Regions from separate parts of the Mus musculus genome. Here region 2 is linked to region 1. Evidence: chromatin loops called from intact Hi-C (ENCODE). Cell type or tissue: gastrocnemius. All regions are shown on one strand.

Region 1 (8,000 bases):
CAGAAGACCCAAGTTCAATTCCCAGCGCCCACATGGCAGCTCACAACCATCTGTAATTCCAAGATCTGACACCCTCACCCAGACACACATGCAGGCAAAACACCAATGCACATAAAATAAAAATATTAAAAAATAAAAATATTAATAAGTAGGCTCTGAGACCAAGGGCGAATGCCTTGGGATTGGAAACAGTGCAGACCACCAGAAAGCTGTCCATTTCTAAGCCACTCCTGAGCCAGGGGTCTGATCCAGGTGTCCAGTGTCACCTCCCAGGGACATTGACATAGCAGTCTTGTTGATTGGTGCAGAGGCCTCCCCAGTTGGTGTGGCTGGATCAAGGGCTGGCACTGGAATGGGTTTTGTTGGCCTAATTGGTTGACTGTGCCGGGATCCTGTCTCGGGAAGCAGCTTGTCTTCTCTGCCACTTGGGGCTTTGTCCTGTTTGAAGGTCACCCTCCGCATTCGTTCCCTGTCACATGAGGCTCAGTGGGGTCACCCAGCCGTCCCGACTGGTTTGACTCTGTGCCAATTCCGGTGCTGGAAGATGCTAAGAATTATCATTCAAGACAACATTTCCCTAACCACTTCTCTAAAACAAACTGGGTCCCTTTGGAGATGGGGGCCTTTCAGGGAGCAAGAATATATCCACCCATTGAAGGAATGGCGGCACCGGAGGGTAGCCTGCCTCCCGAGTGGGGTCCATCGTTTTCTCTCTTTCTCCACCACAGGGAAAAGGCAGACAATCAATGAAATTCTGTCCAACAAGAAATTAAGAGACCAGAATGCCTATGTGGAGGTACGCAGCCTGGGTGTCCTGGAGACGCTGCAGCGGGTGCATGGGGTAGGGCGGGGCTCTCAGGGCTGCTCACAACAGCACTGGCTACCAGCCCAGGGTCAGAAGCCCAGGCAGAGCACAGGAGGGGAGCTTGTGAGGTCCCTGAGATCCTGAACCCCCAGTTCTTACCGATCCCTGCTGCTATCCCACACTGTCTCCTCCCCTAACGCACCCCCTTGGCCTCCCTACCAGAGCTGTATCGACTGGAACCGGGCGGTGCTGAAGCGGGAGCTGGGCCTGGCAGAGGGTGACATCATCGACATTCCGCAGCTCTTCAAGCTCGCGGGGAACTCCAGAGGGAACTCTAAGGCCCAGGCCTTCTTCCCAAACATGGTAAGGAGGTGACAGCCACCGCCTGACTCCCTCTGACTCAAATGACCTCCTAAACTGCAGGACACAGCCTGGCCAGGCATAAGGCAGGTCCAGGTGGCACTTCCGTGCGCCCTTTGAGGCTCACATAGCCCTCTCGGCACCCAGAGCCTCTTCTGAGCCTCACACAATGTCAGGAGTGCCCTCTCTCGTGGCTTTGCCTTCCAGAGGCAGGCTCAGAGAAATTAGGTGTCTAACACAAAAACACACAGCAGGCAAGGGATGGCAAAGCCAGGGTCTGGTTTCAAAACCAGCTCTACCCTGCTGCTTCTTGTCTCCCATACTGCGTTAAGGGGACCAGCAGACACGGGCCATAGACAAAGTGTTCTGCGGTGGCATTCGCTGCCAGGAAGGGGGCCCCTGTGAAACAGGACCCAGAGCAGGGCCAGATTTGACCTTTGTTACTTAACTGTGACTGCCACGTGTCTTCCTACCTCCCCCTGCCTTTTTTACCAGCCTCCTCCAAAGGACACCTGAGTACTGGGTGGAGAATTACCTAGATCTAAGGAGCTGGTGATGTTTCTTGGCACAGTCGTTTCCAAACCGGGCTCCCTGGAGCTCTGGGGTTCCAAGGCAGCAGCTCCACTCTAGCCATTGAGGTGTCTCCTCCTCCATGTATTGAGCTATGACAGAAGACTCCATTGAGTAGGGAAACCGGTCTCCCTCTCTCCCTGAACATAGTGCCCGAGGCCCAGGGATCACAGTTCACTGTGATGCGTTCTAAGTGAGCTCAAACAGCTCGTGGCCCTTTACCCACAGGACACTTGTTAGAGGCACACACGCAGTGTACAGTGTGTCCACCACATGAGAGGTGAAGGCAGAAGAGTCTGGGGTTCAGAGTCAGCCTTGGCTACAAGAGACCAAGTCACCAAAAAGAGCTGTGCGGGCTGGAGGGATGGCTAAGCAGTCAGAGTCCTTGATGCTCCTCTCAAGGACCCCAGTTCGATTCCTAGCACTCACATTGAATGGCCCTCCAACCGCCCACAACCTCAGCCTAGAGGATCTAGGTGTCTCCTGGATTCCTTGAGACACCTGCACGCACCTGGCAGACGCAGACAAAAATAAACGGAAAACTCGAGGGTGGGGTACAGCCGGGTGGCTTAGTGGCTAAGAGCACTTGCTATGGAACTCTGACGGCCAGAGTTCAGATTCCAGCACCACAGTAACAAGCTGGGTGTCACCCACATGTGCCACCCACATGCCTGTAAATCCCTGCTCTGAGGGACACAGAGACAGAGGCTTGCAGGCAAGTCCAGGGAGAGAGACCTGGCCTCAAAGGAATACACTGAAGAGCACACAAGAGGCTCTGGGTGCACCCACCCCGCAAGGCACACACAAAAACACTGTGGGGAGGAGGAGAGGAGGGGGAGAAGGAGTGAGGAGAGGGGCAGGAGGAGGGAGGGGGAGGGGAGGGGAGAGGGAATAGGAGGAGAGGGAGGGGGAAAGGGAGGGGGAAAGGGAAGGGGAAAGGAGGGGAAGGGAAGGGGAGAAAGAGAAGGAGGGGAGGGGGAGAAGGAGTGAGGGGAAAAGGAATGAAGGGAAGAGAGAAAAAGGGGAGGAAGGGCAGGAGAGAGAGGGAGGGAGGGGGAAAGAGAGATGCAAAAGGGAAAAAGAACCAGTCTTAGTCCAGAGACCTGTAGGCCCTACCTACCCTACAGCTGTTGCCTCTGATCTGGCCCCACCCTCCCGCAGGTGAACATGCTGGTCCTGGGCAAGTACCTGGGCATCCCCAAGCCCTTTGGGCCCATCATCGATGGCCACTGCTGCCTGGAGGAGGAGGTGCGTTCCCACCTGGAGCCGCTGGGTCTGCACTGCACCTTCATCAACGACTTCTACACCTACCACGTGTACAACGGGGAGGTTCACTGTGGCACCAATGTGCGCAGGAAGCCCTTCACCTTCAAGTGGTGGCACATGGTGCCCTGAGTCACTACCCCAGGCAGCCTCCCTCGAGGACTGTCCTGGCCAGAGGTGGCTGCTCCCCACCCCCACCCCCACCCCGCAGCGAGGTGCAGCAAGAGATCTGGGGATGGTTGGGCTTCCACAGAGGTGGCCACTGTCCCTGCTGTGACATGTTTGCTTCACCCACATCTGGCTCCTGTCCCATCTCTGTGTGTCCTCAAATGGTCCTTGCATAGCAAGCTCAGCTCTGCTTAGAGATGCTGCAATAAAGATGTAGTTTTGTATCTTTAGTTTACCACGGAGTTCCACACCCCCAGCCCCACCCTCCGCAAAGCACATTGGAATCAATTTCAAAGCACCAATGAGGTGAAAAAGCTTCAACTATGGCTGGCAGCTCTTTTGACTTATTTACTCTGCCGTATGTGTCTCTCTCTTTATATATATTTAATAAAAATTAAAAAAAAAAAACAAACCACGGCTGGCAAGATGGCTCAGCGGGTAAGAGCATTGACTGCAGGTCATGAGTTCAAATCCCAGCAACCACATGGTGGCTCACAACCATCTGTAACGAGATCTGACTCCCTTTTCTGGCGTGTCTGAAGACAGCTACAGTGTACTTACATATAATAAATAAATCTTAAGAAAAAAAAAGGGCTTGTGAGATGGCTCAGTGGTTAAGAGCACCGACTGCTCTTCCAAAGTTCCTGAGTTCAAATCCCAGTAACCACATGGTGGCTCACAACTATCTGTGACGCTCTCTTCTGGTGCATCTGAAGACAGCTACAGTGTACTTAGGTATAACTCGGGAGGCAGAGGCAGGCAGATTTCTGAGTTCGAGGCCAGCCTAATCTACAGAGTGAGTTCCAGGACAGCCAGGGCTACACGGAGAAACCCTGTCTCAAAAAACAAACAAACAAACAAACAAACAAACAACCCCCCCCACACACACACAAATTCCTTGGAGCCTAAGGTGATGACACACACCCTTAACTCCCACCCTCCGGAGACAGAGGCAGGTGGATCTCTGTGAATTCAAGACCAAGCTGGTCTATATATTGAGTTCAGGCTAACAGGTCTACACAGTGAGATCCAGAGACAATTAATTAACGTTTAATTAAAATGAGTAAATAGAAACACGTTCCTCAGGCCAGTGAGATGGCTCAGTGGGGAAAGGCACTTGCCATGAAACCAATGGTGAGCCAAGGCTGGTCCCCAGGACCTGAGTAAAGGTGGGGAGAGAGACCTGCCTCTACAAAGCTGTCCTTTGACTGCCACAGGCATGCACTGGGTGGCGCTGGTGTGTCACACATGCTACTTGCCTTTGCCTCCCAAGTACTGGGACTAGAAGTGTGGCCACCATGCCCTACTGTGAGAGAGAGAGAGAGAGAGAGAGAGAGAGAGAGAGAGAGAGAGAGAGAGAGAGAGAGAGAGAGACCACAGTGCACATGTGGAGATCAGAGGACAGCTTGTGAGACTCACTTTCCTCCTTCCACCATGCGTGCTCTGCACATCGGGCTCAGTGGTGAACGTCTTTAACCCACTGAGCTACCTGGCCAGTCCTGACTTTTCTTTAACCTCATCAAGCCAAAAATTCCCTTCATCCCCCTCCCTCAGAGACTGCCTAAGAGTGCTCTGAGACAGACGTGGTAAATGCCACAGACCAGGTGTTCCACAGACCAGGTGTTCCTAAACCCCAGGAAGGGACCCAGTTTCTCATACTGGGACCAAAGCAATTTTACTTGGCGGGAAGCTGAGTAGCTGGGTGGCTGTTCCCTTCCCTCTCCAGGTCCCCCAAGAGAGCTCCTCTCTGCCTCTTCCAGCTTCGGATTGATTGATTGATTGATTGATTGATTGATTGATTGATTGATTGAGACAGGGTCTTCCTAGAAGCCCTAGTCTGTCTGAAACTCCTTTTTTAGCCAAGGCTGCCCTCAGACTTGTAACCATCTTCCCGCTTGAGCCTCCTGGGTGCGTGGATGCAGGTATGCACCTCTGAGGCGGCTGGGAGCTAGCTCCTTCTCTGAGAGGCCAGTAGAATGGAGAAAGAGAGTAATGGAGGCTGCTCTCTCTAGGCTGTGCCCTGCACCAAGGTCTTCTGGGAAATATGAAGTTTCCATACAGAATCTCCTTAATTAACCTAGGCTGGCTCCCTATTCTTGTTCCTCCTGCCTCCATCTACCCAGTTCTGGGATTGCAGACGTGAGCCACCATGCTCGGCTCTTAATGAGCAAATAACAGGGACGTGGAGGCAGATAGTTCTCTACCAAGGAGCTATGCTCCCACCTATCCCCTTTTCAGAACATTGGCACAGTCTTGTTAAATTGACCAATCTAGACTTGAAGTCACTCGGTAATCACAGGCTAGCCTACCTCAGCTGGATCTTTTTTTCCCCCCTGACAACACATACATATACTATGGAATGCAATACAGAATTTGGCGGCTTTTTGAAACAGAGCATCATTCTGAAACCCAGGCTGGTCTCAAACTCACAGAAATCCTCCTGCCTCAGTGTGGGTGCTGAACAGGTGACAGGCAGGGACTACCATGTGTGGCTTTGTAGTCTGATCTAGGAATGCCAATACTGAAGAGACCATGAACCTCAAAGATGTATGTGTCATCTCAGCGACTCCACAGGGCACGAGAATGCTGACCCCCCCCATTTTAGCAGTTTTGAACTGCACAGTAGATATACAATTTCCTTTCTGCTTCGTGTGTGTGTGTGTGTGTGTTCTCACACCACAGTGCACATGTGAAGGTCAGAGGTCAGCCTAAAGGGATAACAGCTGTAAGCCAGGCTGCACAGGTCTAGCCCATGCACCAGCTCCTGCTGCCCATCCCCCACCCTACCCGCCCTGATGCTAACAAGAGACACAGCTGTGACTGACTGGCTTATCATCGTTATCACCCGGGAAAAGGATGCAGATTGCCTGCCAGGATCAGGGATTTGCAGAGCTAGCTATAGCTTCCTGACACTTCTGTGAGCATAGCACTTTACCAAGTACCCCCACTAGCTGCCAAGAAGCACACATCCTAGAACAGTGGTCCTCAACCTTCTTAGTGCTGCAACCCTTTAATACAGGTGGTGACCCCCAACCATAAGCTTATTTCGTTGCTACCTCATAACTGTGATTTTGCTACTGTTATGAATCATAATATGCAGGATATCTGATGTGTGACACCACCACCATCCCAGCCTTGAGGCCAAAACAGGTTGAGAGCTACTGTCCTAGAACCAAGACTCCCCCATAATCTTGAGATGTAGCACCCAGACCAGTGGGAAGGGCAGAGCCCCAAGCTGTTAGACTCCAATTTCCTAGGGCTGCAGGGTCTACAGGCAGCAGCTGCTAAAACTTTGATGCTGAGTAGAAGGATCTCTCCCTTCACCCTTCCCCCTACCTCCTTCTCCTCTTCCTCCTCCTCCAGGCTCACCTGTGAACCCTTAACAAGGGGGCGGGCTGGGGTGGTCCTTACCTCTACTAAAGAGGAAGGCCAGGAAGCCCCACCGTCCTAGGCAATTACTCTGGTGGGTAAGGACTGCTGACAGTGGCTAGCTTGGTAAGCCCAGCCATGTCTTTTCAGAACTCACTCAGCCTGTCTCTGGTCAATCCCACCCATGCCCTCTGCATGGTAGGCATGGAAATCACCTTGGACATCAGCAAGTAAGGCTTAGCGGGTGTCTGTAGGGGTAATGAGAAGGGAGGGTCTGGGCAGAGTCCCTGTGCCCAGAAGTCCGAGGTTAGCGCTCTCAGCTGAACTGACCGACCCCAAGGAAATCTGGCTTGGTCTCTGAGAGCCCTCCCATCCCAGCTCGGGATACTGACTTACAGCTTTCTCTGCCTCTTGCAAGATCCCTGTTAGCTTCGAAGGTGTCCTTGAGTAGGCGGGGGTTGTGTCTTACGGTTCTGGCATCTGCTCACTCCATGACTGTGAAGCTGAGGCTTGTATGTAAAATGAAGATGTGATCCTCACAAGGAGGCTTTGGGGGAGCGGGAGGTTGGGGTGGGACATCCATCAAAGGCGTGGAGGTCCTGGGGGTCGAGATGGTAAGAGAGGCTGAAGACGTTAGCGCCCGCCCCCCCCCCCACAAGCTTCACTGACAACTCTCCTCAATTCCGTAAGATGGATGCAGACTCCAGATCGGGGGCTGTCCTGGAACCCTGTCGCCTCATCGGTTGGTGAGTCTTCTAACCTGTATTGTCTCCTTCAAACCAGGTGTGCACCAGACAAGTGCAAGTCTTTCACCATCCGTGGTTCCCCCAGGATCTTGATCCACATCTCTAGCTCCGTCATCGCTGGCAAAGAGGACACTGTGGTCTGGAGGTCAATGAACCATCCCACAGTGGCATTGGTGAGGATGGTGGCGCCCAGCCCCACTGTGGATGAAGACAAGGTGAGCCATGGAGGGGAGAGGGGTAACCTTTAACCTACCCAGGTGATCTCAATGTGGAAGCTGGCAAGCCTAGCTGAAGGCCATTGGCAACAGGCCTGCCTACCCAAGGCAGACCCAGCTGCAGCTGTCTGTGGGCAGGGAGAGAGAGGCAGTTAAGGGATGGTGAGTGGGCGGAACCTGCCCATCTATGTGTCGGCGGAAGGCAGTTTCCTTCAGCGAGTGGCTCACTTGGGTAAGCACTGTACCTTGAGTCGGGCCAGAACCAGTGTTGTACCCTGAGCTGAGCAGTGCATACCTATTAAGCCCAATTAACCAGGAGGAGGGTCAGCAGTTGGAGGTCCTAACCTGAGCTACAGAGCCAGCTCCAAGCCAGGGCAAACGACTTTAGTGAGCGACAACTGCTTTTGTTGGGTTTTGAGACGGGGTTTCTCTGTGTAGCCCTGGCCATCCTAGAACTCCCTTTGTAAACCAGGCTGGCCTCGAACTCCCACGATCCTCCTACCC
Region 2 (8,000 bases), 150 kb after region 1:
CCACTTAAAACGTTCAACTGCATTTCCAGTCCAAAGTCCCAAAGTCCACATTCTACCACCAAGCAGTGGCATGGTCAGGCCTGTCACAGCAACGCTCCCGGTCCTGTTCACAACTTCTGTCTTAGTCACTATTCTGTTGTTGTGAAGAGACACCATAAACGAGGCGAGTCTTACGTAAGAAAGCGTTTGACTGGGGGCCTTGCTGACTGGGGCCTCGCTTTCAGTCTCAGAGGGTCAGGCTCTTATCCTCATGGCAGGCAGGTGCTGGAGCAGCAGCTGAGAACCAGATCCTGATTCATAGGCAGCAGCAGATAAAGAAACTGGGCCTGGCATGGTCTTCTGAACCCTCAAAGCCTGTCTCCAGTGACATACCTTTTTCAACAAGGTCAAACTTCCTAACTCTTTCCTGACACTCATTAGTTGGGGACTAAGCATGCAAACACATGAACCTATCTTTTAAGGCCATTCTCATTCAAACCACCACAGCAAGTTGGGTAGGGTAGGCCCTGTGGGCCCGAGGTGTGTGTGAAGATTTAAATGCAAGCCTCAGCTTTAAAAATGTTCTTAAAGCCGGGCGGTGGTGGCACACACCTTTCATCCCAGCACTTGGGAGGCAGAGGCAGGCAGATTTCTGAGTTTGAGGCCAGCCTGGTCTACAGAGTGAGTTCCAGGACAGCCAGGGCTACACAGAGAAAGCCTACAAAACAAAACAAAAACAAAATAAAATGTTCTTAAAATGTTATTTATTTATTTATTTATTTATTTATTTATTTATTTATTTATTTATTTATTTTGTGTGTGTGTATACATGTGCATGTGTGTGTGTGTGTGAGTTTGGTGTGTATGTGTGTGTGTATGTGTGCATGTGTGTGTGTCTGAAGGATAACATAAGGTTGGATCTTTCCTTCTGTTATGAAACATAATGCGGCGGCAGCGGCAGGTAAGGAGGTACCTGGTGGGTCCATGCCCAGGTGTCCCCCTGAGAAAGCACACCATGCAACAGACCTGACATAAGGAAAGTTTATTGTGGAGGAAGGGAGGGGAGCAGTAGTGTGGAAAGGGGGAAGAGGCAGAGAAAGGAGAGAGAGAGAGAGAGAGAGAGAGAGGGAGAGAGAGAGAGAGAGAGAGAGAGAGAGAGAGAAGGAGGGAGGGGGTAGCGAGCAACGGTGCAGGGAGTAATGGTGGCAGGTGATGATGAGATGATGTAACTGTTGCTAGGTCACTGTTGGGAGGAGTCTAGAGAATTGTCTGTAAGCCAACACCTTCCACTCCGTGGGTCCTGGGAATCAAACTCAGGCCCTTAGACTTGGCAGCAAGTGTCTTTACCTACTGAGCCATCTCGCCTGCCTCCCACCTCTGCTTCTGAATAGTGGGAGAACACTGTCCTCACAGCAGACAGGCTGGTGTCCCGCTGTCCTCCAGTTAGCCCAGTGATCTCAGTAACTGAGGGAGTCTGTTCCCAGCCCAGAGACTGGGATAAAACTCCTTAAACTTTTCCCAAACTGTGACCTCTTTTTAATCTAAGAAACTTATATCCAACCTCAGATACATGGATATATAAAATAGGTATACAAACCACGAATTTAAGTAACGATAGATCCTTAAGACATTTATTTTAAAACACTTTTTGTAAAGACAAAAACAAATTTGCATACTGATGAGGTGGGCGTGCTTGTTTAACTGTCCATAAAGGTTTAAATCTCTGTTAAATGTTGGATGTAGCAGCACACAGGCCCGAGTTTGAGTCCCAGGTCAGCCGTTTTGATTTTATATTCATTAGTGCTGAGAACGCTCCTCTGTCTCACAAAGATATCTAGTACAAAACAGCAGAAGGACATTTAAAGCCTTTCAGGGACTGTGAAAAGATTACCCCAGGTCAGAATTCATCTCATGATTTTATTTAAATGAAATTCAACTCAACGATTTTTAAAATCATACATTCAAATATATAATCCAATCTTAAAGACAGAATAGTTTGGGACTTACAGGCTATGGAATGAGGATTGGAGTAAATCTGCTTTCTATAATGAAACAGAGTCTTTCTTTCTTTTTTTTCTAAGATTTATTTCTTTATTATATGTAAGTACACAGTAGCTGTCTTCAGACACACCAGAAAAGGGTGTCAGATCTCATTACAGATGGTTGTGAGCCACCCTGTGGTTGCTGGGAATTGAACTCAGGACCTCTGGAAGAACAGTCAGTGCTCTTAACCTCTGAGCCATCTCTCCAGCCCAAAACAAAGTATTTCTGTAAGATCAAGGAAAATGCGCAGTAGAAACATTGCAATTTGTAACAACCAGTCCTGAATCAGAGCCGAGGCTTACTTCTTTCTTGAAGGCTAGCCAACTTAGTTGACCTGAGGCCCGAACCATTTGGCCACCCTCCACATCCTTCCAGTCTGGTAAGGAGGCTGAAGTTTTCACTGAGCCATCTCTCTGCAGGGCACCCACTGTGGTCAGCAATGGGGATGCGGTGGGCGCAGCGATCTCTGGGGTCCGGCGCTCCAGCTGGAAGCGGAAGAGCTCACGTCGAAGTAAGTTGCCCCCTCCACTCCCAGCAAGGAGAACCAAGATGGTCTCTTAGTCTCCAGGCTAAGAGCTGGCACTCATGCTTGAGAGCCCAAGGGAGGGTTGCCACAGACTTGGTGGCTGTCTGTGATGGAGTACCCGCTCACTGTTCTCCAGAGCCCTAGATCGTTAATCCAGCTGTCCATCTGCTCTCAGAGGCTCTGCCAAGAGGTTGGTCAGAGTGAGCTCCCTGGTGACTGGGACAGGCGCTCTGGGAGGAGAAGCCCCTTACAGAACAGCAGCTTCTGGAAGAGCCAGTGTCCAGGGGATGCCTGGCTCCAGGGGATGCTCCAAGTGCCTCAAGTTAGAATGGTGCATTTAGGGGTGAAGCAGGCTGCCATCTCTCCAGCTCCCCCGAGGACCTCTGCCAAAGGACTTGATGTGGCATTTGGGGCTCATCTCTTCAGGGGGTGGGTGAGAGGAAGACAGAAGAGAAAGGGAGGGGCCATTGAGGACTGTCACCACCATCCAGGAGGGGAGGAGTCAGAGTCGTGGTGTTCCAGAGGAGGGTCAGTCTCAACCCACTGGAGCGTGGGATGCATGGGAGGAGGAAGAGGGTATGAGAGACAAAGGCTGGCCAGGCTCTGGATGCTGCAGGACTCAGGAAGACATCCCTTAGAGGTTAGAGTCTTTCTAGGAGGTCCAGGGCTCAGGTCAGGCTAGATTTCCCAACCCCCACTCTGCCCGTCCTGGGGCTAGCATCAGTGTATGGATTCTCTGCAGGTGCTGTGGTCAAGATAAAGGTCTATGTAGCAGGGAGAGAGGCAAGGTGGGGTCTGTGGCGGGCACTGAGAAGGGGGGAGTGGGCTAGAGGAAAGCTGTGAATTGTATCCGCAATGATGAAAGTCAGGACACCCGGATGGCTGCCAGCTGGTCGGTCCTCCATGGCGGCCACCGTATACCCCTGTGGGTGACCTTTCTCCCCTCCGTTACAGTTGACCGCTTCACTTTCCCTGCCCTGGAGGAAGATGTGATTTATGACGACGTCCCCTGTGAGAGCCCAGACGCCCATCAGCCCGGTATGGCCTCTTGTGGCTCTTTTCCTGGCCTTTCTCTAGGTTGGGAAGGGAGAGCCATGCTTAGGTGGTGGTGGTGGGGTCCTCTTCCTCTCCTTCTGTCCCCAGCTTTCACAAACTGCAGATATACAAGCAGCTGATGACCCTGCCCTGGTCTTTGCCGTCCTCAGGTGGCACAGTGCATCTTCCTCTGGGCATCCTCAGTATCTGAAGTCATTTCCATGGGCAACAGCTGCCGGCATATCCAATGTAGAAACAGCACAGCCAGCCCCTCCTTCAAGGTCACATCCAATGTGGTCTGCTGGTCTGTCCCTAGAGACATTAGATCTTGGCATAAAAATAACCTCCCCATGACGGGAGGCAAAGTGCTTGCTACCAAGCAGGAGGCTTTAAGTTTGATCCCCAGAGCCCACATAAGAGATACCTCAGGCTAGCCCGCCTGGTCAAATTGGCAAGCCTCAGGTCCTCAGGAGAGCGCTACATTCAAAAAGCAAGCCTGACAGTTCCTGAGGCATACCCCCCTTCCCCCCACGTGCCCAGTTGGGTTCTGCTCCTCTAGAGAGAGGACACTCAAGTCATTGTCCCCATTCCTCCATTCAAAAGCATTTTCTGCTGTCTTTGAAATCGAGGAGAGTTCCTCCTGGATTCTAGGCCGGGTGCGCCCCCTCCTGGACGCTTGCAGACCCAGAGGGACCGCATGGACCACATGGGATGGTTGAGGAAGTCCCGCCCCTTCCTGTGTCTTCCCATTGATGCATTAGAAATCTTTCAGGGCTCCAGTTGGATTTGATTCTGATGGTTCCTCTCTTCTTTCGTAAAAAATGCCAAAGAGGCTGAGAGTGATCTTGTTCTCAGAGGGATGTGTTAAGAGGGAATTAAGGAGTCCTCCATGTCGAGCGTATTTCTCTTGTGTTCCTGGTTTTTCAGGCCCTTCTCCTATAGAGAGGTGAGGGACATGCTGGCATAGTCTCTGAGGAAGAGGAACTGAGTCTGGGGCCAGACCAGCACACTTGCTCCGTCTTCCCTCCCTTTCCTATGCCTTACCTATTGGGGTTCCAGATCTGGGTGGCTGGGGCCTCGGACTCACCAGATTGTTGCTGGCTGGCAGGGGCCGAGCGGGGCCTCGTTTACGAGGATGTGCATCGTGCAGGAGCACCGCGTGAGACCGAGGACCTAGGCTGGAGCTCTAGTGAGTTTGAGAGCTACAGCGAGGACTCTGGGGAGGAGACCAAACCGGAGGCCGAGCCCACTAAGCACCGAGGGTCCTTCCAGCCCAAGGTGAGGAGCTTGGGGGACGTTTCTCAAAGTCTGGACTCTTTCAGGAAGGGATGTGGGTGGTGAGGACCAGGCACTAGACCCCTGTCTGGGGACCATCCATTTCCAGTAATAGCGAGCGAATGCATGATCAGTAAGATCATTGGGTTATCCTGAGCTAGGAAGTGACCTGGGATCCGCTGTTTGGCCACAGAGGACCTGGACTGGAGACAGGCGCTCCCCCTGCCCCCTGCATTTCTGTACAGACTAGGTCAAGTGCTCATGATGTTCATGGGCTCAGGCCGGTTTTTAGATTTCTTCTTAACCCAGCTAAATGGGTACAGTGGATCCTGGGCTCATTCAACATAGCTCTCCTGCCCTGCCAGGTACATCCTTAGACCCACACAGTGCCATTTGCCCTGGGAGTGGACAGGTGATGGTGGTGTGTGAGCGATGGCCGCATCAGAGCTGCTCTGGCCAGGCGTGTGCTTTCCAGCTGTCTCTACCTCACGCAGCCTCCTTTCTCCCGTGTGTTACACGAGGAGCCTCTGGGCTGGAGATCTGGTTCTCCTTCTCCTGCTCCGTCCCTGCTCCTCTCGCGTTCCATGCGGAGTCTGAGATTCTGTAGGCAAAGCTGAAGGGTCCTGCTTGACCAGAGGTGACCGGCTGGCTCCCTTTAGATATGGGGGTGGGGTGGGGCACAAGCTGGCTGGGGTTAGTGACTAGCTCCAGCTGCACCCATGGACTACCTGGTAAGGCTTACAGTATTCCTGCCTGTTCCTAGGTCTCAGGAGCCCCCTGGGAGAGGTGTGCTAGCTAGTATAGTTCAGAAAGCCTTCACTCAGCTTTGTGGTGACCAAGCCCAACTGCCTGGACCCAGGACTTCTCAGGATAGGTCACAGGAAGGACCTTAATGCTCGCCAACCATAATGCAGAATTCTTTTTTTAAAAAATAGTTTAATCACCCTTTAAATGTCAATCTCTCTCTTTTTAAAGATTTATTTTATGTATACAAGTACATTGAGATGGTTGTGAGCCTTCATGTGGCTGTTGGAAATTGAATTTAGGATCTCTGTTCGCTCCCGTTGGTCCGGTTAAGCCCGCTTGCTCAGTCTCTGCTCACTCCGGCCCAAAGATTTATTTATTATTATAAATAAGTACACTGCAGCAGTCTTAAGACACACACCAGAAGAGGGCGTCAGATCCCATTACAGATGGTTGTGAGCCACCATGTGGTTGCTGGGAATTGAACTCAGGACCTCTGGAAGAGTAGTCAGTGCTCTTAACCACTGAGCCATCTCTCCAGCCCTATAAAGCAGACTTCTTCAGACCCTGTTGAGCGTTGTCATAGGTCATAGGAAGGATACTAAGAGACCAGGAAGACCTGACCCAGGTGAACCTTTATGGTCTAGGAGGAGATACTGGGTATGATACAGTTTAAGATTGATGAGAAGGACTCCGGATGTGGCTCAGTTGGTAGAGTGCTTACCCAGAGTGCGTGAGGCTCTGATCCTTAGCACCTCGTAAACCAAGTCTGGCGGTGCGCAGCTCTAATGCCAGCGCTGGGCTGGTGAAGGCAAGAGGGTCAGAAGTTCAAGACTGCTATCTGCTGCTTAGAAGCCTGAGGTCAGCATGGGCTCCACGAGACCCTATCTTTGTAAAGAGAAAGAGAGGGAGAGGGGGAGGGAGAGAGAAAGAGAAACCTTTTTTGTTTCTATGAGTGCCTGGTACCTGTTGGGGACCAATGGGACAAACCTGAGGACTTACAAAGCCAGGTCAGAGTTGGGGCAGGATTCTTGAAGCCTAAGAAGATTTCCTGGTGCCTGCAGGCTGGAGAGACAGCCCATGCAGGCCTGTGACGGTTTCCTGTCTTCGGAGGGGGTATTCTATGCCCCCTTAGAGAGGAGGTGATACACCACAGACTCCCCAACGCCCTAAGTCACTTCTCCATGGAGATTAGGGTGTGTCAGACTCTGCTGCTCCAGATGGTGACATGGAGAATCGATGCCTTAGGCATGTTATGGTCCTTCCTCATCACCCAGGGCCGTCCCCCCTCCTCCCCTGCCCCCTTTCCTCTTCTTTGTTTTTTTGAGACAAGATTTCTCTATGTAGACTAGCCTGGCCTTGAACACAAAGTTCCTAGTGCAGGAATTAAAGGTGTGGGCACCACTATGCCTAGCTCCCTCCCACCTTCTTGCTGGGGACCTGAGAGGGACCTGCAGGAGGTGGAGATGGCAGACTTGTGCCACCCAACAGCAGCTTTAGTCTTTGAGAGCTGGTTGACATCACAGATACCAGGGACTTTCCTCCCAGGGACTCTCAAATCAGAGTTTGCCTTTTAACTCTCTGACATCAGGGGCTACAAGTGGCCCACAGAGCCCTAAGGAGTGCTAGATCTCTGGCTTATTGGGAACTTGTGCCTCTTAAGGGACTTTGGGCTAGGGTTGGATGGGGTTTTGCACTCTTCGTCCCCCAATTCAGGTCTAGGGGGTTTTAACAGGAGGGTCTTTTCTCTATGCATCTGCTAAGGCCGGTGTGCTCCCTAATGGCTCTAATGGCTGGTTCTCAGGCAGATGGGAAGGCGGGTGTGGCTTTTCCTCTCTGCCCTCTCTGCCGAGGGATGCTGCTAAGCACTGCCTGTAAGACTTTCCTCTCCAGAGCTGCTGGGGTCCCCGCTCTCTGCCTGGCATTGCAGCCACTGTGTGATTCGGGGCCACTGTTGCTTGCATCTGTGTGCTGCGTGTGCCGTGTGTGCTGCAAGGCTTTGGGTGGCAGGCATCTGAGGAAGCATTGTATGCTGTTCGTGGATTCTGACTAGAACCCCAGCTCCAAGCTAGCTAGTGGAGTCCCTACCTCAAAATGCCCGGGCCGATCAACTGTAGCTCCCAAAAATTGATCGAAGGGTCTCTAAAGGGACCTTAGAAGTTACTGTCTCAGATGTGAGCATCTGCCTTGAGCTTTGTTGGTCCCCAAGTGTCTGTTTTATTGGCCACCATGGTCAACAGATGTTGGCTGGGTGTGAGACCCCCTTTCTCTCTGCCTGTGACCTCTTTATAAGCAATTGTTGTGACCCACCCAGGGCAGTCTGGGAAGGGTGGGCTCATTACTGAAACACCCACGATGACTTCAGGTCCCATTCTGTTCAGCTCAGCCTGTGACCCTG

What was found. Peaks named below come from ENCODE experiments on the same cell type or tissue, not always from the same donor. Only the 100,000 strongest peaks of a DNase experiment are listed, where the experiment ranks them.
Region 2: it touches region 1 in a loop (2.1-fold over the local background); 4 of 42 quality-filtered maps call a loop at or near these places.

Annotation. Positions count from the first base shown.
Region 1 is chr4:140,741,254-140,749,253 of GRCm38, reverse strand. Padi6 (peptidyl arginine deiminase, type VI) reads left to right here and starts at 6,611. Exons shown (of 16, transcript NM_153106.2): 1 at 6,611-6,765; 2 at 7,319-7,496. The coding sequence starts at 6,674. Padi4 (peptidyl arginine deiminase, type IV) reads left to right here. Exons shown (of 16, transcript NM_011061.2): 14 at 729-796; 15 at 1,028-1,168; 16 at 2,897-3,746. The coding sequence ends at 3,130. In gastrocnemius, a CTCF peak has its summit at 4,387; DNase peaks (open chromatin) are centred at 494 and 4,393.
Region 2 is chr4:140,588,679-140,596,678 of GRCm38, reverse strand. Arhgef10l (Rho guanine nucleotide exchange factor (GEF) 10-like) reads left to right here. Exons shown (of 29, transcript NM_001290803.1): 5 at 2,442-2,533; 6 at 3,503-3,586; 7 at 4,692-4,861. Among named protein-coding and RNA genes, the nearest start is that of Gm42335, 12 kb to the left of the region's middle. In gastrocnemius, a CTCF peak has its summit at 4,249 (motif pointing left); DNase peaks (open chromatin) are centred at 2,422, 2,655 and 4,242; H3K27ac peaks cover 696 bases.